Regions from separate parts of the Homo sapiens genome. Here regions 1, 3 and 4 are each linked to region 2. Evidence: chromatin loops called from intact Hi-C (ENCODE). Cell type or tissue: PC-3. All regions are shown on one strand. Links, peaks and the distances in the headings refer to the core of each region. The heading gives the core; the rest is flanking DNA. Region 1 overlaps LOC105379082 (a long non-coding RNA gene). Region 2 has its middle 100 kb from the start of LINC02058. Region 3 has its middle 420 kb from the start of LINC02058. Region 4 has its middle 630 kb from the start of LINC02058.

Region 1 (8,537 bases), core at 2,848-6,847, 290 kb before region 2:
GCAGCATATACTACAGCAGATAATTAAAGTTTTCTTAATAGTATCTGCTCTATTTTGGACAACTTTTAAAGAATTTATTTATAATAAAGATGTATTATACAAGTATAATTGTTTTATTTAAATGTTTTGACATCCAATGTTGAGGCAAATTAGATTGTATCCCTGTTTTTATCACCCTCATAGTATCTTCTAGTGGTGCTTTTGTTACTCCTTTCTTCCATTCCCTCTTTATTCTTTCTGTCTTTTTTAAAAACAGCTGCAGACCATACACTTTATTATCAGCTAAGGGATACGTTAAGTGGCTGCCTGCCCAACCACAGCCAGTTTGTATCCATGATCACTTGGCTTAGCTATCCCTGAAGGAAGTTAAGTTGTATCCTAGGGAAATTAGACTGAAAATCATTTTTTTCCCCATTGCCAGCCATTCCTAGAAGTTCTATGATTAATACAAATTTCACTTCTAAAATTATTTTATTCACCCAGTCGCTTTGAAAGTTATATACAATGCAAAAAATAAGAATGTTATCTCTTTACTTACATTTTAACACCCTTACAAAATCCCCTATATTAAAAATAATATTTAACATTATAGAACAAAGTTAATATTTAAAGAAGCTGAGTTGTTCATTTTTGTTTCGTTTTGTGTTGTGGTATGGGGGAACTTATTATTTTAGAATGACTCAGTTAACCCTTAATAGTTTCTACAAAATGGAAGATCATCAACGCAAAAGAAAATACATTTGAATTTCAAGAAACACTTCTAAGCAGCCTATACAAGAAAGCAGTGGGCATCAATATGAGGGCATTTTAATTTTTTTTAGAATTGTTCAACTTTTTACATGTCACACAATTTGAGATAACGGGACAAATATGTCAAAGGGGTCAGTGTGTCATATTCAGAGGAGAACCTGCTTTGATATCTGACAGATTAGGTTTGAATTTTGACTCTGAAACTTTATAGCAGGGTGGTTTGAGGCTTTTGGAATAAACATTCTGAGCCTTCATTTCATTATAATAGAAGAGAGGGATCATGACATCCACATATACAAAGCACTTGGCATACAGAGGTATGTACTCTATGGTAGATATTAGTATTCATCATGAGAGAGCCAGATTTAAGAAAGACAAAAATCCTATAAAGACACCGAACTGTTCATTCCAAGAACATAGGTTTTGTGTGATTAAGGAATTTGACAGGGAGGAATACACAAAGATAACAGACTGAATCAAACCATACCAAGATCTCTGAATACATGTCAAGAAGTAAAACAAAATAGTTATCTTTTAAAAACCAGTTTTGGATCAGGTACTATTAGGGTCTTTTACGTATGTTCTTCCAGGTATTCCTCAAAATAAAACTGAATCTCATAGCGATTGATTGAATAGAGCCAGACAAGAGCACGTGGAAATCCCACTTGCCTTCGTGTGCACCTTGATGTGCAGCTACTGACACAGAAAAATAGGAAGTGCATTGTGGAAGAGTTAAAGGGGCGCAAAAAGTTTTATTCTGGGAAAAAATGCTAGTTACTAGAGTACAGTCTTAACTGACCAAGAAAAATGTATATTTTGTCACAATTTCCTTTATGTTTCCATTGGGACAAAGCTAGTCTAATATATGAGACTCTTGAATGGCCCTTATCTTTGATATAAGTGGAGAGTATTTGCAAAATGTAATTTCCTTGCAGCCCACTTCATTATATATACCTATTTTCATAACAAAGCCTGTGAAGAAAAATTGATGTTAAAATCAATGCATTCCTTGAATAATTGAGATTTTTAAAATGGATCTGTACAAAAAGCTATCCTTCAGAACAATGTCTCTCAAGTACTGTTTGCATGAATTTACACTGATTTTCCTTTGGAATTTATCTCACTTAAACTATTCATTTTTTTAATCATTCACAATATTTCAAAGCTACTTCTCTGTTTTTAAGCATTCTACTTTAATTTGAAAATAAAAAGAATGTAATAAAATTGAATGATTAAATTGCACTTCTGCTAAGCAGGATTATTTTCTTATATCTTATATCAGAATTTTATTAGGTAATTGTTTTTCATCAGTATGTTCTGCCTACATCCTAGTAGTTAGGAAAATTGGAAAAGCATTGCCAGATTTTCTTTGTACAGACGTAATCTTTACATTTCTTAAATTGTGCTTGACAATTTGAAGTGATGACAAAATTATACCTTTGGTTGTATATTTTTCTTATCATACTAATTTGAATCTAATAGAGGCAATATAGAATTTTTTCTTTTGTCATACATTATAATTTCTATAATTCTTTATAATATTGAAATTCTGTAGTTCAACTATTGCTTCCTAAAATACAACATATGCTCAAATCAAACAAGATTATTAATTTAAACACATAAATATTAGCTTTATTATTGTTCCGAACTTAGTTTCCTTTTGGGTTGTAAAATATAAGATGTGAAACTTATCTTTTAAAAATCAAGTGATCTTTGATTTTGCTACATCATCTACTCATGTGTTCTGGGCCTCAGTGGGGACCAGAAAGCTAAGGACTTAACATGTTTCTATGACAATTTTAGGAAGAAAAAATAGTATCATTTTACATCTCCACCTTCTCTTCATCAGAAAACAGACCTTGAGAATTATTGTAGATAGTCTTACACCATAAAGATAAATGCAATTTTGAGGAACACGTAACATGATTGCTAAGCAGTTGTGTGCATATATGTGTGTATATATATATATCCAATTTTGCACATTTAGTAATAGAATAACATATTTTTAAAATGAGGTCTGCCCTCAGTAATAAACTTTCTTATTTGTTAACAAATACTTTTAAGAATTCTCTAGAGAATTCTTGGATTGAGCCATAGTTACCAGAAGAATACTTCTGACAAAGACACTTAAGCAGATATAAGAGAGCGCAAAGGGAAGGCAGAGAGATGTTTCAACGCTGTCATTTTAAAACTTCAAAAAGCATCTCCACATCAGAAGCGACTTCACAGATCCCGAGTCTCTACATTTCTGAGATATTGTTTGGTTTCATTTTTTTTTCTCTCCAGGTTCCAGGTTCCATAATCTTTTTAAGAGGTATAGGATTTGGGAAACATAGTATGGAGCATGAAATTTCTCTCTCTCTCTCTGTTTCTCTCTCTCTATATATATATGTATATATAAATATATACATATATATTTTTAAATTATCAGATTAGTGATTAAGACAGATATTAGAAGAGAAACAACAAAACTGTTATTTTTCTTTCACCATTCATAGAATTACTGGTACTTCTATATTAAGAAACAAAATAAAAGCAATCATTTAAACATAAGAAGTAGTATGATAGATATATTTTTGATAAAAATCAAGTAAATATTTGTCTCTAAATTCAAACTACCCACAGTGCAATCAGTAAGTATTAGAAAACAGGTAAAGACTTGTTTTATGTGCTCTGGCTATATGTCAGACACAGAAGAAACAAGTAGAGCTGATAACCCCTAACTTTTAAGGTCTATTCTAGACGTAAAGATGCAGTGTAGTTCCAAAATTATAGTTAAAAAATATATATATACAAATAATAAATCATCCACAGTAAATGTTGGAAACAGAAAAAAACAGGCAATATGTACAAATATATAACTTCTCTAATATGAATATTAAAAAGAATTTATAAATAATAGAAGCATGCTGATTGTTTTATAATATTTTCAAATTCAAATTAAGAAAAAGATAATGAAGCTGTATTCAAGAATATTAGAAGTATTGTGAATATATATAGGACTGAAAATGATTTTGTATAACAGCAAAAAGCAAAATTGAATGGCATTCTATTTAAAATGCTTTCTTTTTTATATTTAAATGTATTATTTTAGAGAAAATTCATCATTTAATAGGTGGCTAGCAAACTGTTTCAAAAAGCAAGATAATTTACAATTGAGTATAGTATATCAGCATTTCCATATTTTGCATCATCTTGATTTAATATTTCTGGTGCTTCAGCAACGCTAGTGCCCATTCTTGGTAACCACATCACCACAGAAATGTAATATATGTGTTCCGTATCGTTTCCTGCATTATGTGTGTGGGTTGTGGTTGTTGCTTAAGTTCCCATGACTATTGAGTGAGGAAGTTGGGTATAATTCCTGGCAGCATAGTAGTTTATCCATTACACTAAAGAGCAGATCGTATTTCAAAATGTTTTTCTGAGATCATTACAGCAACAAATGGCAGGGTTATCAGCCTTATTACCAATTGCCCAGAAAATGTGGGGAAAAAAAGCCACTAAAAATAGCCACAGGAAGCAATAATTTCTATGACAAAATGTTCGGCTGTTTACTTAGTACGCTAAGTAATATATTTTTGATCAAAGATAAACAGTTTAAAAAGTTACATTTGTGTTGTGGGGAGGCAAGGCTGAGGGAAGGAGGAAATTGCTGTTCCCTAAAGGCTGATGTACCTTGTAAAATAATCTGTCTTCAAACTCAGAATGAAAGGGAGCCAAAAACAGCTTTGAATTACATGAAGACCCTGGAGAGGCTGTTCATTACACAATTTGCTGTAGTGGTTTGCAGATGTCTCATTTTGTGAGTCAGATTATGCACTTTATTTTTTGTTGTTTAAGTTATGTTGTATAGCGTTGGTTATAAATTCTTTCCTGATTTGTCACAATTTCTCTGTAAACAGCACAATGTCTACTTTGAACAAACTGATACATTGTACCCCTGCTGTTTCAAAACTGTGACTGATGAAAGAGCTGTACTCTGGCTCTGAAGCAAGTAAGGTACTTAGTAGAAAATGGCCCTTTTATATAGTGCATCCAACTATAACATCAGAAGGCTGGACTTGTAACCACTTTATAGAGAAAGTACCCAAGAGTACATGGTGAGGTGATCAGCAAAATGCCAACTCTGAACAGCAATGAGGCAGTGATGTCAAATGACCCGTTTTGGCACATTTTATTTTAAGGATGTAATCCTGTAGCACATACATAGTCCTTGCTAAAGTTAATAAAACTTCCATTATAAGCTAAGAAGTCTTACTAAAAAAATACTTATTCATAGATTTGTTCTAAAGTTGGGTTCCTGGTTTTAACTGAGGTCATATTCAGGCAATAAAGACTCTAACAAGAAAAAACCTTTTTTCCTTAATTTGGGAAAAAAATGTCATTATGCCTTGGGAAGTATTATAATATTGTTGTAATCATCTGCAATCCTCATTAGTCTTCTTATTATATCTGAAGCACTTGTATTTGTTGAAGTAGAAGCAGCTGAGATAAAAGAAATTTGAAAGTGAAATCATTACACATTTGAGTCAGTGCCTTTTTCAAACTGGAAGCCTGCTCTATTACTCTTAATGAGCTGATGCCCCAAATACTGAAAATGGATTCATATTTCTTAACCTCTTTTGAACCTCTAGTTAAAAACTGTGGTGTGAATTCAAAAGGAAAAAAGAATGTCAATGGTGTTTTTAAACTATTCATTTGGGGAACTATTAGTCAACCTTTACAAACTACTTGATAGTAATATTTAGCCAAGTCTAAAATTAATGTTTTTATCGATTAGAATACTAAAAGAAACCTATTTTAGTAGTTATTTTATATTTTTAAGGATCGATTATATGTCATATAATTCATAAACAACAGTTAATAGATACTTAAAATTTAAGAAAATATTTACATGTTAAAATTAAATATTAATAACAATATATGGATAAAAGCATATAGAACTAAATATACATGCACACAAATGAGTAAAAATAAAACTGAAAAAGCTGGATAAAATTGATATCAAAGTCAATATCCTAGGCTAATGTTATACTATAGTTTACCTTTAGCAGAAACTAGGTAAAGTATACACAGTATCTCTTTATTATTTCTTTCAACTGCATGTGAATATAAAATTATCTCAATACAATTTTCATCTAAAAATTAAATGTTACATAATTACAATTTGATCTATCTATAGCCTCTAAATTTACAAAAGGAATAGGCATTTTTAAATAACTGCTCTAGATATTTAATCGATAATAAATACCTAGTAAGAGGAGATACCCTAAATTTAGCATATTAGAAGTCAAGTACACATATAGTATGAGATTTTATAGGTTAATAAAATATAATGTTAATTTAGAAGAAAGGGAAGTGTTTCAATATTTGAAAAGAGCAAATTTCTAATTCCCAGGTATTGTGCATTTTCACTGCATCTAGTGAAATCACTGTTATAAACCACTCAAAGCAACATCACTGGTGTTGATTTTATTTGAAGATAATATAATCCAGTTTTATATTGTACTTTGTAAATCAAAAGCAACATGGGACAGGGAATGTTTGCAGTACAGATCTAAGTTGGAGGAAGACATCACTTTTAATTAAGAAGCACTAAAGTGATATATAGTTCTATAGGAAAAGTGCCAGATCAGAAGAAGTGAAAACACTTAGGTTTTAATAGTTTCCTTTTGGTGACTCTAACTATGCTAATTTGTCTTTGATAAATTGTGACAAGGACTGTCAACTTAAATGGTCAACATACTCATTAAAATTAAGCAATAACATTTCTATAGTAATAATCTTAGATATGTTTAAGACTTAGCCCTTTTTCTGGAAGTTAGAGTCTAATAATCTCTGCTTAGTCCCCCAGGGAGTGGGGTGAGGGGAGGGTGGTGGCGGCATTCAAGTTCTGGCAGCATGTGAAACAACAGGCAACCCTCAGGAATTTCAGGGCCACACAATCTACTTGAGTTACATGATACACTTGTGATTAACACTAATTCATTTAATGTGCTCAAGTATCTATGTACCCAGTTAGAAGATTCAGATCCTATAATATTCCTAGGTATTTTGTATTTCATCACTTTATTACTATTTTAATGTTGACACAAGGACCCAAGATCCAATCTTCATGATAAAGACAAAATTTCTTATTAACAGCTAAGGTGAATCCACAAGTTGACATTCTAATACAGTGTCAGAAGACGGAACCAAGGGATTGCCTTGGGTGGGCATCAACATTGAATCACTGCAGTTGGAAATAACAATCAGTTTTGTTTTTATGATTTCGCATTGATGTTTACTTATATTTAAGCTCCTTTAGAGATTTCAAATGACCAGACCACCAAGCCTGGCTGCATTTTCCTTGAAAACTATTAAGAAAAAATATATAGAGATCAGGAAGACTTTGTTGATTCTTTGCAATTTGCATGTGCACTATACGAAAACTAGGAGAAATCTGAAAAAAAAATCAGATATCCATATGTTATTTAATACCTCATATCCAGATGTTTTGGAGGTCTGGTGTTATAAGGTTTATAGCTTTAAGACTGCATATATTTTCAGAAGTCAAATAAAATATTGCATTTTATTTATTCATTTGTTTCTCATTTTGATTTGTTTCTACTATCTTTTAGAATTACCAAGAAATTTTATGGAAATCATCATTTTGAAGTCAGGTAATAAGCAGAAAAATAAAGAACTGCAATATTATCTATCTTCTTAAGTGTATATTTAGCATTCTCTTGTTCAGTTATCCAGATGATTAAATTTATTTCTTGAAAAGCAAATCACATATCAAATTTGGCCTTACTTTTTGGCACATATGATGGTAATGTGGATTAAATGTTATGAAAACAGCTAAATTTAATTAAAAATATACTTTAGAACTAAAAAACTAAAAATCTCAGGTTAAAATTTTTTCATAATCTGTGTAAATCTGAAAATACGAGTAAAATTATTGAATTGTATTGAAATGAAGGTAGGAAAAATAAATTTTATAAAATGTTTACATATATTTATAAACTATGTATGTTTCCTTTATTACTAGTTTAAATGTCCTTACTCATAAACAGAAGATCTAAATATGGGAAATAATCAAATTCCATCATGTTTAATATTTTTCTTTCTCCAGTCATATAAACATTGATTCATGACTTATTTTCATATTTTGTTGCTCAAAAGCTATAGTTGACAGGGTAGGACATTTGAATATGTTCTGGGTAGCAATTTTGTTACCTTAATTTATAATTGTAAATATTTAGAGACATGAACTCCATTTGTCTTCCTGCCCCAGGCAGGCTACTGTTAGGTGAGACTATACAGATCTTTTTTTTTTAAGTCATATTATCATTATCTGATATAGTTTGGATGTGTGTCCCTGCCCCAATCTCATATTGAATTGTCTAACTGTAATCCTCAATGTTGGAGGTTGGGCCTGGTGAGAGGTGACTGGGTCATGGGTTGGAGTCTCATGAATGGTTTAGCACCATCCCCTTGCTGCTGTTCTCATGATAGTGAGTGAGTTACGGGAGATCTGGTTGTGTAAAAGTGTGCAGCACTTCGCTGCTGGCTCTCGCTTGCTCCTGCTTTCAGCATGTGCCTGTTCCCCCTTTGCCTTCTGCCATGACTAGAAGCTTCCTGTGGTCTCCCCAGAAGCAGATGCCACTATGCTTCCTGTACAGCCTGAAGAACTGTGAGCCAATTAACCCTTTTTTCTTATAAATTGCCCAGCCTCAAGTATTTCTTTATGGCAATGCAAAAACAGAGTAATCTTTTCTTCAAGATCCTTCCTCACAACT
Region 2 (8,537 bases), core at 2,590-6,589:
ATTTGCTTGTCTGAAAAGAATTTTATTTCTCTTTCACTTATGAAGCTTAGTTTGGCCAGATATGAAATTCTAGGTTGGAAATTCTTTTCTTTAAGAATGCTGAATATTGGTCCCCAATCTCTTCTAGCTTGTAGAGTTTCTGTTAGGAGGTCTGCTGTTAGTCTGATGGGCTTCACTTTGTAGGTGACCAAGCTGCTAGGCTGGGGAAGTTCTCCTGGATGATATCCTGAAGTATGTTTTCTAACTTGGTTCCATTCTCTCCGTCTCTTTCAGGTACCCCAGTCAGTCATAGGTTCAGTCTTTTTACATAATCCCATAGTTCTCAGTGGTTTTGTTCATTCCTTTTCATTCTTTTTTCTCTAATCTTGTCTGCCTGTCTTGTTTCAGATATGTAGTCTTTGAGCTCCAAAATTCTTTCCTCTGCTTGGTCTATTTGGCTATTGATACTTGTAGTTGCATTGTGAAGTTCTTGTGTTGTGTTTTTCAGCTCCTTCAGGTCATTTATGTTCCTCTCTAAACTGGTTATTCTGATTAACAGCTCCTGTAATATTTTATCATGGTTCTTAGCTTCTTTGCATTGCGTTAGAACATGCTCCTTTATCTCAGTGCGGTTCGTTATTACCCAACTTCTGAAGTTTACTTCTCTCAGTTCATCCAGCTCAGCCTCAGCCCATTTCTGTGCCCTTGCTGGAGCAGTGTTGTGATCATTTGGAGGAGAAGAGGCACTTGGGCTTTTTGAATTTTCAGCATTTTTTGTTGATTTTTTTCTCATCTTCATGAGTTTCTCTAGCTTCAATCTTTGAGGTTGCTAACCCTTGGATGGGGATTTTGTGAGAAAATTTTTGTTCATGTTGTTGTTGTTGTTGTTGTTGCTTTCTGTGTGTTTGTTTTTCTTTTAATAGTCAGGACCCTCTTCCCTAGGGCTGCTGCTGTTTGCTGGGGGTCCACTCCAAAACCTATTCGCCTGGGTCCCTCTCGCATCTGGTGGTGTCACCAGTGGGAGCTGCAGAACAGCAAAGATGGCTGCCTGCTTCTTCCTCTGGGAGTTCTGTCCCGGAGGGGCACCGACCTGATGCCAACGGAAACACTCCTGCATAAGGTGTCTGGTGACCCCTATTTGGGGGTCTCACCCAGTCAGAAGGCACAGGATCAGACACCTGCTTAACAAAGCACTCTGGCTGCCACTTGGTGGCACCAGGAAATCCCACTCGTCAGGGACTGCCTTGATTCCTCAAAGCCAGCAGGGGGAAAGACTAAATTCTCTGATCTGTGGAGATCACGTCCGCCCCTCCCTCTAGGGGCTCCATCTCAAGGAGATCACAGTTCTGTCCCTAAGCCCCTGGCTAGAGTTGCTGAAATTCCCACAGGGAGGCCTGGTCTGGGTCCAGCCTAAAGAGTCAGTCTGGCCACAATCTGCCACAGCCACTGTGCTGCTCTGTGGGGAATCCTTCCTGACTCCACACCATCCAGTTTCCCCAGCACCACCAGGGGAAAACAGCAGGCTGGAGTTACAGTGATGGCTGCCGCCCCTCGTTCCAGGAGCTCAGTCGTCTTAAGCAGCAGGCAGCTGAAGTGATGGTGGCTGCCTCTCTCTTGGGAAGCCCAGTTGTCTTAAGTAGCTGGCATCTGTAGTGATGGCAGCTGCCCACCCCCGCCCCCGCCCTCCGCCAGGAACTCAGTAACTCAGTAGTCTTAGGCAATCTCCAGCCCAGCGGCCATGGAGAATTTGCACAGCTCTGTTCTTGGGCCCCAAGGCACTGGTGGCGTGGGCTCACCAGGGGATCTCCTGATCCACAGGTTGCACAGATCTGTGGCAAAAGCATGGTTTCCCAGGTGGGGTAGCACACTTACCACCTCTCTTGACTGGAGGTGGGACCTCCCCTTGCCCCTTGCCCCGTGCATCTCCCAGGTGCGCTGTCACTCCACCCTGCTTTTCCTCCTTCTCCATGGGTCGTGCCAATCACCTAGTCAGTCCCAGTGAGAGAATCTGGAGACCTCAGTTTCTGGTGCAGGATTCACTCACAGTTTTCATTCTTCTCAGCGGGAGCCTCCAACTGCAGCTTTTTCTAGTCAGCCATCTTGGCCCCTCCAACAATACCTTTTATACAGTACTTCTTTAAAGCATATCATTTGATATCTGAATATGGCAAGCAAATTTTTAAAGCTGGAGTTTCTTCATTTCAGCATCCACTTTGAACTCCTTTCCAGTCTCACATGCTGGCCTCACATAAACAGCAAGCTTGCATAAACATGGCAAGGAGAGAACATTATGAAATTCCTGGAAACTTTTTATTCTTCATCAGTTTGTCAACATTCAGAGACTCTCTTAGATTTTGTGTTACCTTGTGGCTTGCCAGTCTCTCATCTGGGTCTTCCCCTTCTAAACATTTTTCTTTGTTGCTTCTCCAGTCCCTCCTTAAAACTTATTTTTTTCATCATGGTGGTGTGGGAGGAATTTGGGATTTGGAGTCAGAATACACTAATAGCAAATCCCACCTCTGCAACTTACTCAGCCTAAGACTTGAGAGAAATGTAATATTACTGTTTGGTGTTGTTCTAGCTTTAGTTTAGTTTAGTTTTGCTTTGCTTTGTTTCTAGCCATGTGTAAAGGGATGATAACACCTACCTGAGCATGATTGCTAAGGATTAAATGAAATAATATATACAAGGCACATGCCACCCAATGTGAACACTAAAGAAACAGTAGCTGCTTCCAAGTTGATATCAAATTATATTAATGACTAGTACTATTTAAAGGCATCTGTATAGGACTAACATGGTCCTGCAGACAATATCTAGGTGAAGGTAAATACTTGGTGAACACAGCTGGCAGGTAAGAAGATTCTTCCTACCACCCTTTAAAACAACTCCTACTTTGCTTCATTTTATATGTCACATCATATAACAATATGGAAAACTATCATTATGTTCTAATTTGTTTATCAAAATGCTTTAGTGTGTCATTTTTTCTAACCAGATTAAATGAAGAGTGGGAGCAACTTTGAAAGAATGGCCATGCCATTGAGGTTGACTGAAAGCTGGAGGGCATGGCCATTGGGTGAGAGGTGGCAGTGCTGTGGACAGATAGTAGGGGAAAACTGAGAGGCACAGAGGATGGGCTGGCAGCTCCAGTACCCCTTAGCCAAGATTCAGGGAGATGTGGGGGTGTTAAGAGGAGGGTAAACCCAGGTGGACAGTCTTTCCTAACTAGCACTAATTAGTCAGTCTTGGCTGAAAAACCTCAGTTGTACATGAAAGAACACCACAGATCTTATAGTGTTGTTTGTTCAAAGATTTTGGATTAGGTTTGGCCATTCTGGAACTCCACAGGCACTATATATGCCACTTCATCTCAAAATTTATAAGATATGAGCACATGATTCATAACCTAGGAGTTTATAGCCATCAGTAAAACTCTCTTAGCCTAATGTTGATGTTACTGCATTCCAGATAGGTTACATTTCTGTAATTGTAGCTTTACCACTTAATTTTTCCCCCTCAGGGTCATGTTCTAAATGTTATCTAGAAGAGCAGTCTTTGAATAATCTTTGGCATAGCGGTCAGGATCACGGACCGATGGTCTGAAGCCAATAATGCTAACTCTACCACTTACCAGGTGCATAACCTTGGGCACTTCATTTAACCTCTCCTTGCTTCAGTTTTCTCATATGTAAAATAGGAACAATAATGCCAGCCTCATAGCACTATTGAGAAGAGTAAATAAATTAATCTACATTAAGTGGTTAAATAGTGCCTGGAAAATAGTTTTGAGTTAACTATCAGCCTGGCACATAGTAAATGTTATATAAATGTTAGCTATTGCTGCTGCTAGAAGCTGTTGTGGTAAATTCCACATGCTATAGTATTACTTTAAAACACAGTACACTGATCTATCATCCCAGAAGAATTTATTCAAGTTTGCCAGATAAATGTCTAAATACACTTACTCATCAAACCAAACATGAATTTACCCTGTAAGATGAAGGGAAGCACAGTGAAAACATTTTTAACAGAAAATTGTTTAAATTTTAGTAACAATATAGAATGTAAATAGTTAATAAAAGCATTTGGCAGACTCTGATGTTGATCAAGTTCAGAAGTAATATGAGAACAAAATAGAATGATTATTTAATGGATTATTGATTCATCCAATAAGCAACTACCATATGCTTTGCCCTGTACAGAGGTTTGAAGGACACACACACACACAAAATACTAGTTTCCTGTATTTATGAAAGTTATAATCCACTAAAGAGAAGCTGGATAAATAAATATTTTAAATCATGGTACTAAGCACAATAATCAAGTCAAACATGAAATGATACAAAAATATACAGAAGCAAGTGATTTGTATATGGAGGGCACTTGGTGATGGTTTGAGGCAGGCTATACGAAGGCAAAAATTTATCTCTACCCTTAAGTTGGATTGTTGGTGCATAGGGAGGAAAAAACTAATGGTATCAATATTCTCTCTTGTTCTGTTACATAAACTTTTTTCAACTAAGCCCATGAACAAAATATAATAATAAGCATATAGGATTGACCCCAAAACACAAAATAGTCAGTCTTCAGATTTAGTAGGAAACATTAACTATATCAAAAAATATTAGTGCACTGTAAAAATGCAATACTGTAGTTAATATTTTGAATGCCTGGAAGAAAAAATGTCTCAAACCTTTACCTGTTAACCTTAGGCAGACCTTTAGGGGAGTTATATGAGAATGCCTCTCCTTGACTCTTGTATTCTCCCTGGGTTAATGTGAACTGTCAGAGCCCCCATGTGGTAATTAGTGTCATGGAAATCCACAGGTAGATACTCAGTAAGACAGAAAGAGAGATGGCTCCTGGGGATTGCTCCCACAGTTAACAGTTGATCATATAGCCTCTCACACCCTCCCCGGCCAAGTGCAAAGTTAGAAAGCAAAGGCAGTTTCTCAGTCTTCTTCAGTGTTATCTAGTCATGATGAATCAACCTTTTCTTCTTCTTTAAGTGAAAATCTATGTGGAAATAAATTCAAAAACTATAATACAACTTGGGTAATATTAAGTGAGTGTTTAGAATGTATAAATACCTTTTTGAAGTTTATTAATTCTGAGTAGAAACCAAAGACACAAATTAAGGTGTTTGATAAAGAATAAGTTTGTTAGTATAATTTCAAGAAATAAGCTATCAAGAGACATAAGCTTTTTGGTCATCAACAGGTTCTCCAGCTCTAACACCTCCGCAGCAAATATGAGCTTAGGAAGTTAGGGAAACAGTCCTGGGACTCACAGAAAATTTTGAGTACCGCTCTGTGGTAATTGGCTCACCCTTTTGCTAACATTGGAATAATAGCTCAAATTATCAATATCGTACTTGAAAAGTCGCTTGCTATAACCAGCTAGGAGACATAATGCAAAGAGACCTCACCCAAAAGAAAAAAATTAACAAGAAATGGGCAAGACCAAAATTTGGAAATCTATAAAACTATATATCTATTTAAAATAAAGACTTGACAGGAGTCCAAGACCAGCCTGGCCAACATGGTGAAACCCTGTCTCTATTTAAAATACAAAAACTAGCCATGCGAGGTGGTGGGCATCTATAATCCCAGCTACTGAGGAGGCTGAGGCAGAAGAATTGTTAGAACCCAGGAGGCAGAGGTTGCAGTGAGCTGAGATGGCGCGATTGCACTCCAGCCTGGGTGATAGGGCGAGACTCTGTCTCAAAAAATGAAACAAAATAAAATAAAAATAAAGTAGAATAAAGACTTCAGAAACTAGAGAACTTTATCATGTTCTGGCCACATTAGTGAAGGCATCAACACACTTTTTATCCCACTATCTAAAATGTCAGATGCAAAGGAATGTGTTTGTCAGAAACAAAAAAAGTCTTGTTTTCTTGTTTGCTTATTTATTTTCTGTCTTTGAATGCTAAAATAAGCTTTTGGAAGTAGGTCCTTTTCTTTTCAGCTTTATTCAGGTCTAGCACACCCATTGTAAGAATCCTTAAATGTAAAGAGTCCTTATAACCCAATACATAATATAAATTCTTGCACAGAAAAATAGGTAAAGACATTAAGACTCAAAAATAATAAATACAAATTGCTAACAAATAAAAAATTAAACATTAATGAATAGTCAAAAATATAAATGGAAAATACATCAGATAGCATTTTGTAAATAATTTAGTAAATATATATCAAAAAATTTAAGTTGTTTAAGCCCTTTGACCCAGTAATTATACTTCTCATGAAAGAATAAGAGATTCATACACACAAAAAAAATAGTATGTAGATCATTCTCAGTACAGAGTTTTCTCTACTACAAAAATGGAAAAATCACCTAAATATTCACCATTGGGCTAGTGAGTAAATAAGATAAGCTATATCCATATGAACTACTCATATGAGACATTAAAAATGGAATTTTCAAAGAAAAGTAAGTTGAGAAAATATAGAGAAAATTGATGACTAAAAACAAAACACAAAAGAATACATCACTGCTTATATAGTCCTATCATTATTCAGGTGTATACGTTTGTGAACATATTAAAAAAATTGTGAACCAATAGCAGTGGCTCTCACGGTCTTACAAATTTTGTTTCCCTTAGTATGCTTTTCTTTGCATGTTTTCTGCTCTACACTAAAAATTACATTACTTTTATGATTTTGAAATTCAACAAAGTGATTATTTTCATTGAATATTTGTTTATTTATAAAAAATAACCCAGAACATGCTGTGAAGACCACAGACACACTTTATAAAAGGAAATGTTGTCTGGTGTGCATATTCTGATGGTTTCATTGGAGGGAGTTTACTTTCCTGCATATTTCTACCAAGATTTAGGTTGAACCATGCAATTTTTTAATTTTCTATATTGTTGTCTTTCTTTTCTTCTTTTTTTCTTTTTTTGGCACATATGCTGCTTAGTTTATTTTTTTCTTAGGTTAAAATGAAAGTATTTTATTAATGTATTCTGCTACCATGGAACCAATCTCTTGCTTTAGAAAGAAATATGATTCATGAACATGAATGGTAACTGAATGTCCAGTTAGTCACATTAGAGTCCTTACATTTATTCACCAAAAAATGTAGATATTATGGTTGTTTTAGACCTTTCTGGATGTCAAAATATCTTTACCATCAAAATCCTGTTAATAACAAAAGATAATCTTTGAGCATTTAGAACACAAAAAAGGCTCAGAAGAATTTTTCTCAATGCCGTATAGACCTTTCATTATTATTGATACTAGTTGAACCTGGAAATTGTTTTAAATGCGGCTTCAATTAGCTAAGCCACACTTACATCAATAACAACATTTATGCATTCTTTCAGTTTTAACACCTCATAGGCACTTTCATTCACCAAATTATAAACTATCTCCTAAATTTAATGGTCAATGTTTATACTCATTTCCAACTTCAATTTTTATGGCAAAGTTATTGCCACATTCACTTAACTTCACACAGCCACACTTGAGTTACTGTGATTTTCCAAATCCATCCAGGGCAGCTACTGGGATTAATGCAAATATTTTCAGATATAAAATATCCCAATGCATAGAATCCAGTTTAAACTTGCTTATAATCACAAAGGTCTTGGGTTGTTGACTGAGTTTCGGACAATATATGTAAGATCATCTACTGAGTGGAAAATCTCAATTTTCATGCAATCTAGACTGTGCTATACAATCTTCAAAATAATGAATTTGAAGGCAACAATGTTTTTCTAGGCCATAGTGGGCTAACTCTCTTTTTCTTCCTGGCAGAGTCCTATGATTACTACCACAACCTGAGAATTGACTTGGACAGAATAATCTTTTCTGTCACAATTTTAGGTGTCTAAAGAAATAAGCTCCTATTCTTCAGATCCTTTTATTTTTCCCTTTATCTTCCAAAACAATAGCAAGGGCAAGTTTAGTAGCAAAACTTTTTCTCAAAATGCTGATGGCCCAAGCCACACCAAGTCTACATGTGGTAGGAGAAATCATCTCAAGGGGAAAGTATCTTAAACTGGTTCTTCAAGAAAGAAAAGCAAAAGGCAGTGATTAAAACTTTTTGGGAGATGCTAACCCTGATGTCATGTGAAGGTGAGAGAAAAGAAGTAAGACAAAGGAAAATGAAACTAGTTTGCTATGATGTTGTACCACGCTCGTCACTGTTTACCAATGAGCTTCAAAAAGACATGGTGACTTACCTAGTCTTGCATTATTTGGTACTCAGAACTTGTCTGTAACTTTTGCAAGAAAAAAGTAAGCATTTCGCAAGAAAAAAGAAAGAAAAAGGAAGAAGTTAATGTACCTTGACTGCTTTCGGTCCCCTGTTATGTACTGGTCAAGGTTCACTTCACATACAGCAAGTTCCTCACACTTCCAAGCTACATCTTCCAACCCTTGCATAGCCATACAGGAAGACGTGTGGTGAGGATTTTCATTCAAGTCAAAAAGTGAATGGGAGAACAACAGAGGCAGAATATTGATCAAGGAAAAAAAAGGAACATGTGGGAATCTGAAAAGTGATCTGAGCTTTGTGTCTCCATACAAAGACAACGCTTT
Region 3 (8,537 bases), core at 1,907-5,906, 320 kb before region 2:
CATGTATGTTCATTGCTGTGTTATTCATAGTAGCCAAAAAGTGAAAACTATTCAACAAAACAACCCAATATCCCTCAACAGACTAATGGATAAACAAAAGGTTTTACATACATAAAATGAAATATTGTTAGAACTGATACATGTATCAACTTAAATGAAAGGAGCTAAATTAACATAAGTAGAGAGTTTATTTGGGCCAACCTTGAGGATTGCAACCTGGGAGCATAGATTTGAGTTGCCCTGAATATACACTACAATTAGCAGCAGTTACCACTAGATTTTTAAAGGCAAAAAAAAGGAGCAGTTAGTTCCTAAGTTGTTTACCAAGAATTTACAATAAAATAACATAAGCTATTGATTGACTATATATTGTTCTTTGCATTACAAATTCTAGGAACATGGAAGATAATGGGTGAGGCAACTAGTAAGGAACAAAATGACTTTGAACAATTGCCTCAAGCATGGGTGTGAGGGTGGGGAGCATAACTAAAGTCCCATAATCATGTTTGTCTGGGCCTAATAAATTTTGCATTCCTCACATAGCTCAAACTTTTCTGAGCTATTCTTTCTTTCCTCACATGTTACAACTTGAATAAACCTTTAAAACAATATGTTAAATAAAAGAAACCAGGCACAAAAATCCATGTATTACATAATTCTTTTCATAAGGAGGTCTAAAATAAGGAGATCTATAGAGATAAAAAGTAGAGTAGTGGTTGCATAGGGCTGGAGAGAGATGAGGGATATGGAAATGATAGCTAAAGGGTATGGAGTTTCTTTTTGCGGTGACTAAATGTTCTAAAATTGACTGTAATGAAGGTCGCACTTATCTGTGAATATACATTGAGTGGTACACTTTAAATAGGTGAATTGTATTGTATGTGAATTAAATCTAAATAAGATCATTTAAAACAACAAGTGATTAATTGCTTTCAATTCCAAAATTTGGTGAGAATATATCGTGGACAGTTAGTCTCTCTTCAGTGTGGTATAAATCAGGGTCACTCATACCATTGTCTTCAAGTGGAAGCTCAATTGTTAAAAAAAGAAAAAGAAGAAGCCAAGACAGCTTCACTCACATATGTGGTGCTTCATATGTGGTGCTTCATCTGTGGTGGCCGCACAGATAAGGGCAGATTGAGCCTCTTTCTCCATGTACACCTTCATGAGTTAAGCCTGAGTTTCTGTTCATGAAGACTTGATCCCAAGACAGTGAAAGTGAAAGCTATAGGTCTCTGCAAGCCTATGTTAGGAATTCCATAGTGTCATTTCTACCACACTCTGTTGATCAAAGCAAGTCACAAGGCCAGCCCAGATTTAAGGTGAAAGGAACTAGACTCTGCCAATTCATGGAAAGCATGAGAAGCGGAAACATAAAAAGAGGAAGAAAGTTGTTGTTATATTTAACAGAGATCTACTACAGTATTCCACCTGTAAAAACTCATCATCAAACATCAAGTGCACAAGCAAACGTTTCCCATCTCTACCTACGTCTTTCTTTCTCTTTATAGCCCAATTTTAACTTTAAAAAAAAATCTCTCTCCTTATTTTCTCACCCATCACCCACATATCAATCCACTTTAATAGGATGTACCAGGTATAATAATTGTCAAATATCAAGCTCATTTATTTCAATTCCCCTTTTAAATAGATTGACTGTAGCCTAACCTTCTCTGACTCATTCATGAAGTCCATATCCATAGGTGACAAGAAGGTTGATTTTAGTACATTAACAAGACAATAAGTTTGAAAGCCAGTTTTTATGGAAAGTGGAAATTTCTCAAATTTGCCTTACCACAGTCAAAGCCTAGAAGACCTAATTTATAAAGTTCACCTGGGCCAGGTGCGGTGGCTCACGCCTGTAATTCCAGCACTTTGGGAGGCCGAGGCAGGCGGATCACGAGGTCAGCAGATCGAGACCATCCCGGCTAACACGGTGTAACCCCTTCTCTACTAAAAATACAAAAAATTAGCCGGGCGTAGTGGCGGGCGCCTGTAGTCTCAGCTACTCGGGAGGCTGAGGCAGGAGAATGGCGTGAACCCGGGAGGCGGAGCTTGCAGTGAGCTGAGATTGTGCCACTGCACTCCAGCCTGGGTGACAGAGCGAGACTCAGTCTCAAAAAATAAGTAAATAAATAAAGTTCACCTGTAGGTAGAGAAAAGGGAAAACTTCTAATAACACATAACATTTAATGCACCTTCACTATTTTAGGTACTTTTCAGATATTTATTTAATATTCACATTACTATGAGGTTGATACCTATAATTTTCCATGTTACATCTATTAGGGAGACTCAGTGAGATAAAGTATTGTATGTCACACATGCACATATGTAAAATTTATTATACATATCTATGTATCTATCCCCCTCTCTTAAGTTACTGTATTTTACATCTCCTACCTACTATGAGAGTGTAAACTTCTTTTTTTTTTTGAGACTGAGTCTCGCTCTGTCACCCAGGTTGGAGTGCAGCGGCGAGATCTCTGCTCAATGCAAGCTCTGCCTCCCGGGTTCACACCATTCTCCTGCCTCAGCCTCCCTAGTAGCTGGGACTACAGGGCACCCACCACCACGCCCGGATAATTTTTTCTATTTTTAGTAGAGAGAGGTTTCACCGTGTTAACCAGGATTATCTCGATCTCCTGACCTCATGATCTGCCCGCCTGGGCCTCCCAAAGTGCTGGGATTACAGGCGTGAGCTACCGTGCCCAACCAAGAGTGTAAACTTCTTAAAAGCAGAAGTTTATATACTCAGTTCCAGTTGTTTAATAACTATTGAGTACATCAATGAGTAAATAAATAATATTATTGATTTGGTTTATGTCTTATATTTTACAATTTGTTTTACAAACTTAAAAGAGTATAAGTCATATATATTTATATATCCTGCTTTTTATTATACAAGAAACATTCTTTTTTGGATAATATTCTGAAACATGAATAAACCACTTTTAATATCTAATTTCTAATAATTGGTCGTATAGACTGTTTCTAAATTATTATTGTAATAATTTAAAAAGTCATATACACAATTTTAAAATTGTATCTGTAACTGTTATTACAGATACAAATTATTATAATAATTAAAAAGTCACATTCACAATTTTTAAATTGTATCTGTAATTCTTAAGATAATTTTATAAGAATTAATGCTACAGTATTTTTAGAACTGTTTGCGCATATTAACAAGTTGTCATCCAGATATTATATGCCAACTAAATAGTAAATGACAATATGTTGTTGGATTTGTATTTTCTTTTTCTTTTTGAGACACAGTATTGCTCTGTAGCACAGGCTGGAGTGCAGGGGCATGATCACGCCTTACTGCAACCTCAGCCTCATGGGCTCAGGCCATCCTACCATCTCAACCTCCCAAGAAGCTGGAACTACAGGCATGCACCATCAAGCCTGGCTAATTTTTTTTTAAGACATTAGGTCTTACAATGTTGTTCAAGTTAAATAATGTGTCTTTCACTTTTGGCAACATTGGGTACTAGAATTTTTAATAAAATGTAAATTCATTTATTCAATAAAACTTTATTTTGGTTTCATATTTTTAAAAACAATTATTGAAAACATCATAGATGAAGACCTTTTGGAAATACAGCTGCCCTTAGAACTACTCTCCATTTTAGATTTCACAAATGATAATTGACCAAGTGTTCCCATCCCTGGATTCAATCAAGGAAGTCTTATTGATATTGTACAGTAATTAAGCTCCTTACTGTTGCAGGAAGAAGAGAAGAAACTGTGATTATCAACCTGCGTTGGTGGTTTACTGAGAGGAGGTAATGTAAATTCATAGAAGAGATTCTACTCCCACCCGACCTGTGCTCAGCTTTTGTTATCTTCTGTCGACTATAAGCATATACTCCAATTCACCACAAGGGGCTCCTCACCTGCCACTACTCCCACACTGAGCTTCACTTTTCACTTTCTATTCCTGAAAGACTATTGCTCACTTTCTTACTCATGCAAAACTAGGTACTTTAAAAGTCATGCTGCATCATATCCATTCACACTAACCTCCAGCCTTTCCTCAATGGCTAACTCCCATAGCAAACCCCTCTACATCTGTTTATTCTCATGTTTCTAGTTCCCCGTTTGCACAGTGCTGAAAGTTTTCCATATTGCCTGCTGTCTTTACATAACAGTCACTTACAGTTCTTAAACACACTATTCACTTAGCACTCCCTGTGTCCTGATTAAACTACTCATAATATCTAACATCAATTCTTGCTTATATTGGAGATTGGAGGTAGGGAGTTCAAGAACAGTGTATCTAGAATACTCAGAGAGAAGAAAAAGAAAACGTTATCCTATGTCTGGGCTAGATGCATCTGACAGATTACCAAAGGCTTGCCCAAGTGTGGGGTGATCAGTTTTCAATTAGACAAGTAATACCTGAATATATTTTCACAATGTATACAGCATAGAAAGACACAATATTGTAGTTCTCCTTATACGGTGGGGTTGATTTTTTTAAAAAAAGCTTTAAAAAGACGTAATAGCTGTACATGAACTACAATGTACAATTTCCTTTCAGTAAAGATTTCAGACATGTGGATGCTTTTAAATGAGATGAGGTTATTATTCAAATATATGCATCTAGACCTTCAATCAATCAAGAAAAAGGGAATAAATGGCATACTGCTCAATATCTGAAATATTTGAGAAGCAGTCAGATTTAGAGCCAGAGGGCTGGTCTTAGGGATCTTGAAGTATTTTTGAACAGAATTCTATACTTAGAATTCTCTTCTCTGTGTTTACTTTTTTCACAGACCCAATGAACCTGGCAAGCCTATTGTAATTAGAAATTACAATTTAGAGTAGGAGTAAAACGGAATGGTTAAATGTAGACACACCTAGGCAGTAGGCAGCCCTTCTGGCACTCAGTTCTATTGTGTTTTTCTTCAGGATTTGCTAATCCAATTGCATATTTAAGAAACTCAAACATTTTTAAAACTGAAAAAACTCAAGAGGGAAATGTTTTTCTTTTATGGGGCCTTGGTATCTCCAAAAGAAAAGCAAACTTCTCTTGCTAAAGGAAAATGTTTTTGACGTATTTTAATTTTATTGTTGTTGCATGTGGGTGGGAGGATGGAAGAACCCCAACATGTTTCTTGCTGTCATAGTTTCTTTTTTTATATACTTTTGTTTTAAATACTGTCATTGAGTTCAAGGGCCAGGAGAGGGAGATCATAATGTGGATCTTTTTGAGGGGTTTCTTTTGTTCTTGGTTCAGTTTCTGCCAGGTTAGACTGGGGAGTATTGCTGAGGAGGCCACACAATTGAGAGTTGTAAAAGTCAAGAATCTTTGTTTTCAGTGATAATCTTATAACAAATGGGAGCCAGGTGTGCAATATTTGAATTGGCTGCTTTTCAGAGTTTTTATTTATTTTCCTTTAGGTATGCAACAGCACGGCAGACTAAAATGAAAATGCAATCTTATAATGCCTATTTTGGGTGGTGTTTGAAATTGTTGAGTAATTACAACAAATTATAAAGAATATATGAATAAAAATTCAAGGCCTTGGAATAACACATGAATTTTGGAATTCTCCCAAATACAATAAGTCTTTCTTTCTCAACTATTGAGATTACATGACATCATCCTTTTTGTTCATCTGAGGCCACCCATCTGGTTTCACCTTCTTCCAACATTCATTGTAATAGATCATTGACAATATTCATGGATTACAGAGCCTCAGGGATGGAGAGAGATCTAGAAATAATCTAATCCTTTTTTCTTTTCTTTTTCATAACATAGGTTTATTTTATTTTTGTTTTTAATTGACAAATAATAATTGTATATACAGTGAAATATGATGTCATGATAAACGTATACATAGTGGAATGATTGAGTTAAACTTATTAGTGAATCCATCACCTCACATGCTATCAGTTTTTATGGTGGGAATGCTTGGAATTTACTATCTTAGCAATTTTGAAATATAAAATACATTATTATTAACTATAGTAACAATGCTGTGCAATCGATATAGGACATTTATTCCCTCTAACAAACTTTGTACCCTTTGATCAGCAGCTCTCCATCCCCCTCTGCTCTCCAGCCTCTGGTAACCACCACTCTGTTTTTATGACTTAGACTTTTTTAGCTCCAACATATAAGTGAGATCATGTGGCATTTTTCTTTCTATAGCTGGCTTATTTCCCTTTGTATAATGTTCTCCAGGTTCATCCATGTTGTCACAGATGACAGACTTTCCTTCATTTCTAAGGCTTTATAGTATTCCATTGTGTGTATATATATGTATATATATCACATTTTATTATTTTATCCCTTCATGAGTACTTATGTTGATTATTAATATTGGCATCGTAAATACTATTGAAATGAACATGGGAATGCAGATATCTCTTTTATGTATTGGTTTCAATTCCTTTAAATATATAACCAGAAGTAGGATTGCTGGATCGTATGGCAGTTCCTCTTCTTTTCGATTGCTCGGTCTTGACCCAGTTCACTGGTAAAACTGAAATTAGTGTTTAGTTCTTCTATTTCTAAGCTCAGTCGGTACTTTTCTTCTTATAACACTTTTGCCTCCAGTTCACAATATAATGAGAAATAGGTGATGGGAAAATTGTTTTTAAATAAGCACAGCTGAATCCATACTTACATCAAATCCCAACAGTTCCCGTTTCTCAAAATATCAGAACTTGTAGAAAACTTGTCTGTCTGACAAGCAACTATTTCCCCATCTTTTCATGTCTGTACCTTGATTTATCTTAAATAAAATCCCTACCCACGCATTTCACTTAGGGCTGATCACATTCACAATTTCGTTAGAGTCAGGCCAGTCCAATAAAAATGTCATATCACCTGAGCCACCATGATTATGCCATGCCACCACCGCTGGAACAAACCAATCTGAAATAACTGCAGGACTTTTGCAGATGCATCCCTAATGCAGGAGATCTCTTAGTGTTGTGGCTGTGAACAGGACAGATTATAGATGCATTACTGCTGGAAACCATCATGTGAAAAAGAGGAAAAGCACCTGATAATGTGAGCTATCCTATGAAAGACAGAATTCATGAAAATATACAGAAAGAAATAAGAGAGGAGCACTGTCTTTCAAGAGGTGCCAAATTTTAAGAGTTCTAAGAAATATTAGTGCTGCATAGTTCTTAATTAGTTGCATATTTTTGGACTCCATTGCAATAATCAGATTCTACATTATTTACATATTAGATCAATACTCTAAACATTATCATTTTAAAAATAAGGTAGTAAATAAAGATATATATGTCTTTGGATTCAGCTTCCTTGATCTTTTTATCTATCCACATTGCATTTTAAGCTGAACATATAATTAAGAATTCTTCTGAATAAGAATTATTCTAAGATGCCACAGAATGGGGTACTTAAGAACTCAAATAATTTCATGAGAAATGAGAATTTTAAAATGTTTGGTCAATTTTAATATTCCAGCTTTGGATTATGCTTTGATGATGATGATGATGATGAGTAGGAACCCAATTTATGGTTAATCCTGTCTTATTACGAATATATGTATTCACTGGGACAAAAACTATTCATATATTTATGGAGAAAAATAATTTTGAGTTATGTTGAAATGTAGCCTTAAACACATCCAAGTAATTTTTTTGTCCTGTTCTTTTTTATCAAATATCCATTCTTCATATGTTTGAACTACCTTCGCTTTTTGTTTTCCTGTTATTGACACAGTATGGACTAAGAGTATAAAGGAGATAATTTAAGGGCAACTTCACACCTGAAAAGTTGAAATCATTGGTTTCTCCTTACAGAAGACTCCCTGGGGAAGATAATACAGGGAATCATGGGCAATTTACTACTAGTTGTGATATGTATCTGTCTGATGTAAAAAATCAATGGTTTCCCTCTTTTTAATAAAATGGCCTCCCTGGGGACCAGAGAGTAGAAGGTCGTAACAGCTTCTTAGTTTGCATGCCCGACTATTTGTTCTCCAATAGCAAACAGTTCTTCAAGTAATGACACTTTGGTCTCTGGTGCAGAGCACCTGCAGCTCTTGTGCTCTGCAACATCTACCACTGTGCTGCGATTATATAGAGGACCTTATTTGGAAGAGAAATGAAGGATTTTTAAAGAGGAATTTGTAGCCCATTTACCTGCTGCTCTCCCACTCAAACTTTATGTGCTTGCTACCCCTCCAACCCCCCACCACACTCCTATTTTAGAAAGGAAAAATCTTTGTCACATTTGTGTAAAAAACACTTAGAGCCCTGATTTTTCTTCTTATTAATCTATTTGTTTCTTACCAAGAATTTATGAAACATAGAAACATGGCAATGTGTTAGTAACCCATATAACATACTGGGTGAAAATACTATTTCTTAGTGTCCAAATCTGGTTTTGGACAAGTAAACCTTATATGTGATGGTGATGATATGTTTGATTGTTTGTGTGTTTGGAGAGAGGAAATGTGAAAGAGACACATATCTCAAGATATATTAAATAAAAATGAAATGACTTCAACATGAATTGGTAGGGGACACAATTCAGCCCC
Region 4 (8,537 bases), core at 1,954-5,953, 530 kb before region 2:
TCTTTCCTTCTTCCTGTATCAATTCCAGTCACTTGTCAATAGGTAAATGAAAGTAGAAAGATGTGTTTTGGGGAAATTCCTTCAGTAAATGAACTTATTAAAACTACAGTATCAGAGAGGCACTGAATATTCTGGACCTCTACCTCTTTCCTTACTAGACTATTTCAAATTTCCCTTTGCTGTCACAGGGAGTTCTCAACATTTAGTGATTCCCATGTCACAATTTCTCACCTCTCAATTGGTCTGTCTATAGAGAATGTTGCATTGCAAAATTCTCTGAGACTGTATTCAAACTTACTAGAAAAAGGTGTCATGGTTGACTATAATGTTCCATATATTCTAGAGTAGATCATTTTCCCTCTCTGAAATTGGGGTGTGTCTTGCACTCAATGGCATGTTAAAGTCTAGTTGGCAACCGTATTTTTCTGTTTTTAAATTGAACATAAAATAATGGTGTGTCTCATGATTGATGACATCTTAGAGTTAAAGAAACATGGTAGCAGTGTCTGACATAGGCACAGAAGAGACAATGTAGGCCAGCCATCTTAGACTTAGCAAATTTTATTTACCTTAAAATTTATATTGCGTAAAATTAGTTGAGTCACTGTTTTATCAAGAGCTATTTTGTAATTCTCTAAAACCAGATTACTTAGCATCAGATATACTTATATGCATATAAAAGTAAAGAGATATAAATGTATTTTCTACTTTTTTATGACTCTAAGTTTATTAATGGTATGTGAAAACTGTCTATATTCATTCAGTATTTGAACAAAACCTTACCCAGCATTTCAAAATATTTGCAGAGACAATGCATTTACTCTAGAGAAATGTGTTATTTTTTTACCTATATATACTTTTTATATAATAGTTTATTACCTACAGATGGCTAAAACATACATTCATAATGTATACTCCAGAAAAAAAATATGTTAAGGTGTTAAATGTTGTCATGTTAAATTAAAATGTTTAATTAAATTAATTTTTTTAAAGAATCATAAATACAGTCTTAAATGTACATGGTACCATCGTAAATACCATGGCCAGAGTTCTACGGTATATCCCTGTAGTTATATATTCTTATTGGTAAATATAATTATAATTTTAGATAATTATTTACATTTCTTTATATATTGTATGCCTCTAACTATATGGTGCATTAATTCTAAGACATTGATTCTAAACTTTTAACCTCTCTAAGAGAGAATCTTGTCTTATAGTCCATGATATAATTATAATTGGTAGAGGTTTTTTTTTCTTAATGGCACCAAAATGAATTGTACACTTTACAATCAATGGAATCTTAGATTAAACGTGGAATAGAAAGATACATATAAAGAGAGCTAAAAAAGATAAATTTTGTACATAGATACTACCCTACTCTTTTTTCCCTCATGACATAAATTATTATTCTGGAAAATATATTGCAGGAAAATATATTACAAACCAATAATTACTTTTAAGAGAAGCTAATTTACTCGAAATTTCTTCTAAGTGTGCAAGGAACTCAGTATTTTGAAGACATTCTTTTAATTTCCAAAGTATTATAGGGTCTTAATATTAATATGATGGAGTGGAGTAAAATTATAGAGTAAAGGAATATAAATGGTGCTCATAGCCTGGATTATATATTTATTGATTATTAACATTATTTCCTTTGCAAAGAACCTGAGTTTGTGCTCAGAGTTTAATTAATTATTTTCTGGTGATAGAAAGCTATTTTTATTTGGGGAAAAATATTACATAAATATTATTTTAATAATATTTATGCATTCCATATTTGATTTAATTGAAAATGAATCCATGAAATATATTTAAAACATACTAAAATATATATGATTTTTAAATAAAAGTAAAAATACATTAATCAAAATATTGTCACCTTTCATCTGGCATAACTCACTAATTTGAAACTAGTTTAAATTATTAAATAACTATGCATATAAAGATATAACTAAGTAAATATCCCTTTCTATTAATACTGGAAAAGTTAAAAAGATTTTAAACATTTCCACCTATGATGGATTGAGTAAATACATAACAATTCACTCATGTAATAAAGAGTATGCTTGCTATTAAAAGTGAGATTGCTAAAAAAAACAAACATGAAAAAGAGTCAATGTCTGTGAAATAATGCTACTAAAATGATTACAAATTTACTCATATATTGGGAAACACAAATGCTTATTACATTTCCAATATAAAAATGTGTATACTTCTGATTTTTCTATAGTGAACATACTGAGTTTTGTATGTTTAAAAGATAAGAAAAACAATTAAGACAGAATACACCAAGAGTCAATAAAACTTAATGATAAGAGCAGCTAGGAAATGTGAACAAAAACTTAAAGACAAACAATTTTGTCCTTCTATGTGTATTCTTACCTAGTTTATGTAAAGGAAGCATAAGTGCATCATTTGGGTGATGATTAATTGAGTGTTTAACTTTAGACAGGCAAAGGTATGTTGGAACCAGCACACATACAGAAATAGCTCTCTCACATGTAGATATTGCTTGCACAAACTGTAGAACCTATACAATCAGCACCTCTCTCTCTCTCTTTTTTTTTCTTAAATAATGACTCTAACTTTAGATCTTTCCTTTGCTCATATTGAAAGTCATCCAGAAAAGAAGTTTTCAGATTGTACAGTTAGTATTTGAACTGGCAGCAGTGACCTGATCTAAGAGCACAGCCTTTTTCACAAGCTTTGATGTGCTGTCAGGACAAATCCTGGGATTCTTGGCATCAGGTTTTAATTTGCTATCATGAAAATGAATTGCATATTCAGTACTATGGCAGACAGTTTCTGTCTATTACCAATCTTGGGAAGTAGTTGGAAGTGCTGCTTAAGTCAAATGATCAGAAAAAAAAATGATAATTTGTCAGTTTCATTATGTGTCTAGTAATTTGTCTCATTCATAATAAGTATTTAGGACATTTTTGATTGGGTGTCAGGCATGCATTACCTCTGACAGTAGAATCTGTTGCCACATGTAGTCTGGGAGAGCACTGGTTAACAGCATATGGGAACTCTTTCTCTCACTGCTTATAAAAATATTGAACGGTCCTACAGTTTTAGAGACTATTAGAAATAAAGTGCTGAGATCAAAATAAAGAGAATTTGCACTTCTTACAATACTCAATTCATAAATGTCTTACACTCGATGTGTCTGTTTTTTTGGTGTGTGTATAATTGTTAATGAGTGCCATGATATTTTTAAAGAAATAAGAAATCTTAGAAATTGTAATCAAAGTGGTTTTATCCTGAACAGCAGTGCAAAGCCCTGTTTTAGGAAAAATTAAGAGCATATGTTCCAGAATTCAGCCCTAATTTGCAATGAATTGCTTCAGTAAAAGCACTTATATCAGTACTGTTAATCTTAATGGTTACAAGTGACCCATGTTTTAATAATCCAGAACATCAGTTGAGTACAAAATCTCTTTTTCTAATTAAGAATGTTTGACCACAAGAGGGAGTTCCTTGCCAACTGTTTACTTAGCCTCAGCAGATATGATGGGCCAGAATTTACACAGAAAAATACCTTCAAATATATTTAGTTTCTTCAGTGCTTTTAGATTGAGAAAATGATGACAATCTATTTAAATTTAGGTCTTCATGAATTTTCAGAATGAAATATAATTTGCACTATGAAATTCTTAGGTTAGCATACCAATCATTTTTTAGGAATGAAATGATGTGCCATGTTTTTGAAAGAGGTTTCAAAATTTGCACCTGCAAATTTGCAGTGCACCAGTTTGTGAACAAAACCCACACTGATATACCAAAGACCCTTTGAGGCCATAGATTGTGCCACTGTACACCAACTTACTTAATTTGCATAAAGAAAGATAGCTTTGTCTACATAAACTGACACACATATTTTTGCCGAATTTGGTATCATCAGTGAATACAGTATAGGATGTGGAATGTGACTTTGAAGGTACAAAACTAAATTAGCATGTTTGAAGAAAAAAAGTTAATCCTTCAACTAGTGGACTCCTTGGCATACAAATCAAGGCTATTTTCCTCATGATTAGGTATGTAATATACCCAGTATCTCAATCATATATTAGAAAACTAAAAATATTTCCTACCTCATAATGATTTGCCTTAAAATTACATGTAATCCAGAGCATCCCAGTAAAGTGTGTTCTGACACAACTCTGAAAAAGTAACAGCATAATTAGGAAATACTTTATGCAATATTCCATGTGTGCTTCTTTTTAATTAAAGAAAAAAAAAAGTAGGATTGTTTTAAAACTTGCATATTATTCCCCCAAGAATTTGATTTCTGTTGTGGTTATTCCTAAAGTTTTATACCATAGCCTCCTGAAGTGATACTCAGCAGCATCTTCCTCACCGTAAGATGAGAGCAAGAATTCTCCATGGCAAAGCACAGGGGCATTTAGAGATAGGCACTCCAGCCACACCTATCGAGATAATTAATAAGTGTAACAGTAGTAAATGCAGTAATTTTGGCAAAACTTATTTGGAGAAAATGACTGTATCTCACATGTGTCGCACTGGCTATAATACAGGATATAGGAGAAGAAAATACCAGTAATTCTTTTTACTGTTACCTCCCACCCCCTGTGGTTCTTAGGATTGTATTATTTTAAACCTTTTTTGACACATTTTGCCCCATGAAGTCATGCATTTTTAAGAGCTGATCTCTTTACAGTAACTTAAACTGACAAGTAAGGAAAGCAGAATTCTTTGGTGACCCCGGCAGTTCTGCAGCTCACTGAAAGGCTTCTCCCCAACCTGTTTCTAAGACAGACATGGTGAGGAATACAAGGACAGCACGTGCTTATATATATTCAACAATAAGAATTCAAATACAATAAAATGCAGGGAAAGTCACAAGACACTGTGAAAACACATGCACGAAATTATAGACAGAAATAAGTTTGAAATAAATATCCTTTGTTGGTGTAAAGTTGAGAAATGATAAATCATTCATTTTAGTCTGGAACCAAAGTCAAGCTGACAATAACATGGAGAAATGAAGATTTATCTTATTTTTTCAGCAAGTTGTTGCAGGTATACTGTGCAATCTTTTATGGAGTAGGAAAGTGGTTAATTTTCCTTCCTTCCTTACCTCCTCTCTCTCTCTGTTTCTCTCAGATGCACACACACACGCGCTCGCACAGACACACACACAGAAACGATACATGTACTTTTCTTTGGGGTTAATTATATTAAGATTCTTAACAGTTGTATTAAAAATATGCCTAACACTAAGCCTTAGTGAAAACATCTGGAAGTTTTGGTTTCCATGATGTAAAAAATCCAGATGTTTGGAAATATGCTTACTGACTGATTTGTATATGTGTGTGTGAGCACGTGAGTTTGTGTGCATATATATATATATATATGTGTGTGTGTATAGTCTTTTGCTTCACTGGTGTCATGAAGACAAAACCTTGAACTCCACATATTGTCATTATGAAACATAGTGATTTCCAAAATCCACCTTATAAACTTATAACATACATTATTAACATTTTATTTTAGCAAATCTCTCACACTATCAATGTATGGATATTTGAAATTGAAATAAGACATCATGCTAACTATCTGCAAAGGAGATTAAATATCAAGTCCAACTCTTTAATTTAACATAGTTGGCCATAAAGAACCAGAGACGCTCAGAGTTACTTGCTCATAGGGACATTTCCAACTCTTTCAAAGTTGGGACAAAACTCCCAGTCCTAACTTCCCAATCCAGGAATACTGTTTTCATATCATAACAAGTAGCATCCATACATGATAGGAAAAAAACCTGAAAGGGAAAAGAATTGTAGCCTTAAGAGTTTCACTAAGAAATTCATGTTTATTTGAACTTTAAAAAGGGATCATGTATTTTATTATTTTTAGTAATGTCTTGGTGTTTTACTTGACTGATATATTTTAAATATTATTGGTGCTATTAATGCTTTTGTTATGATGATTATGACATTAATAAATTATAATTCCACAAAACCAATTTACATGCAAATGTAGTAAGCAAATTTTATTCATCAGTATAAATTACCAAATAAGAAGAGCATACAACTTCCTAGCAGTGTGTTCCAAGTCAGGTAAGATGAGTGAGTTTTTCAGTCGCAAAATGACTTCGATAAATTCTAATAAGCCATTCAAAAAATGTAGCTTAAAATATGCCAAAATATCCACATGCCGCCACTGGACTGAGGGCTTCAGTTAATACTGCAAAAAGCTATCTTTAATAGCTATTGGTTGCTCAGCAGGATGAGTAAGGCTGGGATTAGAGATAATGATACTTGTTGGAGCCACAGGGAGGCAGAGGAGAAAGCGATCGGCCTCCCTTGGCTTTGTAAAAGCATATTGAAAAGAAACTTATATTCAGGAGAACATGATACTAGGCAGTGATACATCTGATAATCTAAATATTTCTTTTTTTTCTTTTAAGTTGATCTGAGACAGCTATTTCACATTTAAATATAGTATTGAAATTCTTAGACGTCAGAGAACACATCGTGAAATCTCTCTTGTATTAGCCTCTCCTTTTTGCATTCCACTGTCTCCATTCTATTTCAAACCTTGTCATCTTAGTGAATATCAGTTTACTGATATTCTTTCCTTTGCGATTGTCCTACACACAGTACCTCTCCAAAGTAGTGCAAACTAATTGCAAAAGCCAGAACAATCTTTCTAGTGGGCTGCTGTGATTGTGTTACTTCCTTATGCTGAAACTTGCTCTTTCATATTCAGTACAAAACAAATTTCATGTAATAACATTTAAAGTTTCCTCCTAGAAGATATCAACTTGTTTTATTGTTGTTCTTGTTGTTTTTAATGAACACTGTTCCCATGTGAAACGTTCCTTGAACTACTGTGTCCTTTCAGACTCATACTATGGATTCCCTCAGGCAGGAAAGCCTACCCTTTGCCTGTTGAAATCTAGCTACCTTTTAAGGCCCAGATCAATTAAGATGTACACTATAAGTCTTTCTTCGTCTCTGTTATGAATAGATCCCTTACTGCTCATCTCTTGATAGCAGTCAATTTGTACCACTAACAACAACACCTATGCTGAAATTATAATTATTTGTTTGTAGGTGCTATTGCCCCATCACATTTTGCTCCCCTCTATGGCATAGACCATGTCATATCCAACTTTATCGTGCAAGACTGTCTGTTTGCTACATAATAGGCTCTACATAAGTTATTTGAGAATTGATGAATTAATTGAAATTTTAAAACATAGTAGATTGCATGAACATGAATATTAGCAAAAATAACTTTAAAATATGCCAAAATATTCACCTGCTGTCACTGGACTGAGGGCTTCAGTTAATATTGCAAAAAAAGCTGTCTTTAATAGCTATTAGTTGCTATTAAATAGCGATTTTTAGGATTTAAAGCCATTTAAATTCAGAACTTTTAGTGACTTACTGTGCCAGTGGCCTTCTGTTTGTCCCTCCAATGGCCAAAAAAGAACATTACAAGAAGGTTGCAACAGTGAGAAAATGAATGCGCAGAGGTCTACTCCCCCTGTGCCTTCTCTCAGAGATTACATTGGGATAGTTTCTTTTGACCAAAGGTCCTGGCTCCTTTCAGAAGTAAGGTTCTCCCAAGCTCTCTCTCTCCATGTTCTGATAACTGCCTCTTCCTCTTGCCCTTCAAGCTGAGGTATGTTATTTAAGCCCTTCTGTCACTACTCCCAAGAGGCTGCACTGTTTCTTGCAGCATTTCTCTGTCCCACTCATGCCATTATAATTAGTCCCTTTAGTAAACTCTGTTCCAATTTTTCTATCTGATGGTGTCATCTATTTTCTGACAGGAGCCTGACTGAAACATCTATAAATGTGTATGGATTTATGGTGCATATACTTTGTGTATCTACAAAATGACAATTGTCAACAGCCATGGGGAATTACTAAAACTAACAAATGACTATCTTTTCCTTAGAGTATTATAGTAACAATCTTAATTAATTTGATCACCAATAATTCTATTCAATGAGTGAGCATTAACTTCAGTTCTGCTTTTAGCCATTACTATACAACAGAGAACATAGACAGATAGATATAGATAGATAGATGGATAGATAGATAGATAGATAGATAGATAGATAGACACATGTATATACACACATGTATTCCTAAGTCCTTCTTTTCAGAATATAAAGTTATTGAAGTGTTCAAGACCTATGCACAGACAACATCTCTTGCCAACTAATGTCTATATAAAGTCAATATACCAGTTATTCTAATTGATAATTGTGAGTCATAATTACATCTTTGATTTTTAAAAAAAATCCTATGATAGCACTTAAACTGCTTGCCAACCTTTCCGAAAGCTGAAGTAATTTGTTATTTTTATAAGTAGGCAAAACTTAAAGTTTTTCTTAAATATCTATGCACTACCTCGTGTCTTGTTAGATTCTAAAGACACCCTATATTAATACACAATATGTAGTTTATTAAAAGCTTGGATGATAAAACCATTAATAAAATGTCTACTTAAAATAATATTTTTCAGAAGTTTGTCAAGAAGTAAAATTGACA

Evidence for each region. A loop is a pair of places that touch in the nucleus more often than their neighbours do. Peaks named below come from ENCODE experiments on the same cell type or tissue, not always from the same donor. Only the 100,000 strongest peaks of a DNase experiment are listed, where the experiment ranks them.
Region 1: it touches region 2 in a loop (13-fold over the local background); 3 of 110 quality-filtered maps call a loop at or near these places.
Region 3: it touches region 2 in a loop (30-fold over the local background); 4 of 110 quality-filtered maps call a loop at or near these places.
Region 4: it touches region 2 in a loop (11-fold over the local background); 8 of 110 quality-filtered maps call a loop at or near these places.

The regions. Positions count from the first base shown.
Region 1 is chr5:92,548,234-92,556,770 of GRCh38, forward strand. LOC105379082 (a long non-coding RNA gene) reads right to left here. Exons shown (of 4, transcript NR_188298.1): 4 at 4,904-5,238. Among named protein-coding and RNA genes, the nearest start is that of LINC02058, 390 kb to the right of the region's middle. In PC-3, for the core only: no CTCF peak of the experiment used is centred there; DNase peaks (open chromatin) are centred at 4,368 and 4,608; H3K27ac peaks cover 2,221 bases.
Region 2 is chr5:92,833,677-92,842,213 of GRCh38, forward strand. It overlaps the pseudogene LDHBP3. Among named protein-coding and RNA genes, the nearest start is that of LINC02058, 100 kb to the right of the region's middle. In PC-3, for the core only: a CTCF peak has its summit at 4,780 (motif pointing left); DNase peaks (open chromatin) are centred at 3,345, 3,895 and 4,775; H3K4me3 peaks cover 873 bases; H3K27ac peaks cover 1,969 bases.
Region 3 is chr5:92,514,598-92,523,134 of GRCh38, forward strand. No RefSeq gene overlaps it. Among named protein-coding and RNA genes, the nearest start is that of LINC02058, 420 kb to the right of the region's middle. In PC-3, for the core only: a CTCF peak has its summit at 3,910; a DNase peak (open chromatin) is centred at 3,934.
Region 4 is chr5:92,306,113-92,314,649 of GRCh38, forward strand. No RefSeq gene overlaps it. Among named protein-coding and RNA genes, the nearest start is that of LINC02058, 630 kb to the right of the region's middle. In PC-3, for the core only: a CTCF peak has its summit at 3,478 (motif pointing right); no DNase peak of the experiment used is centred there.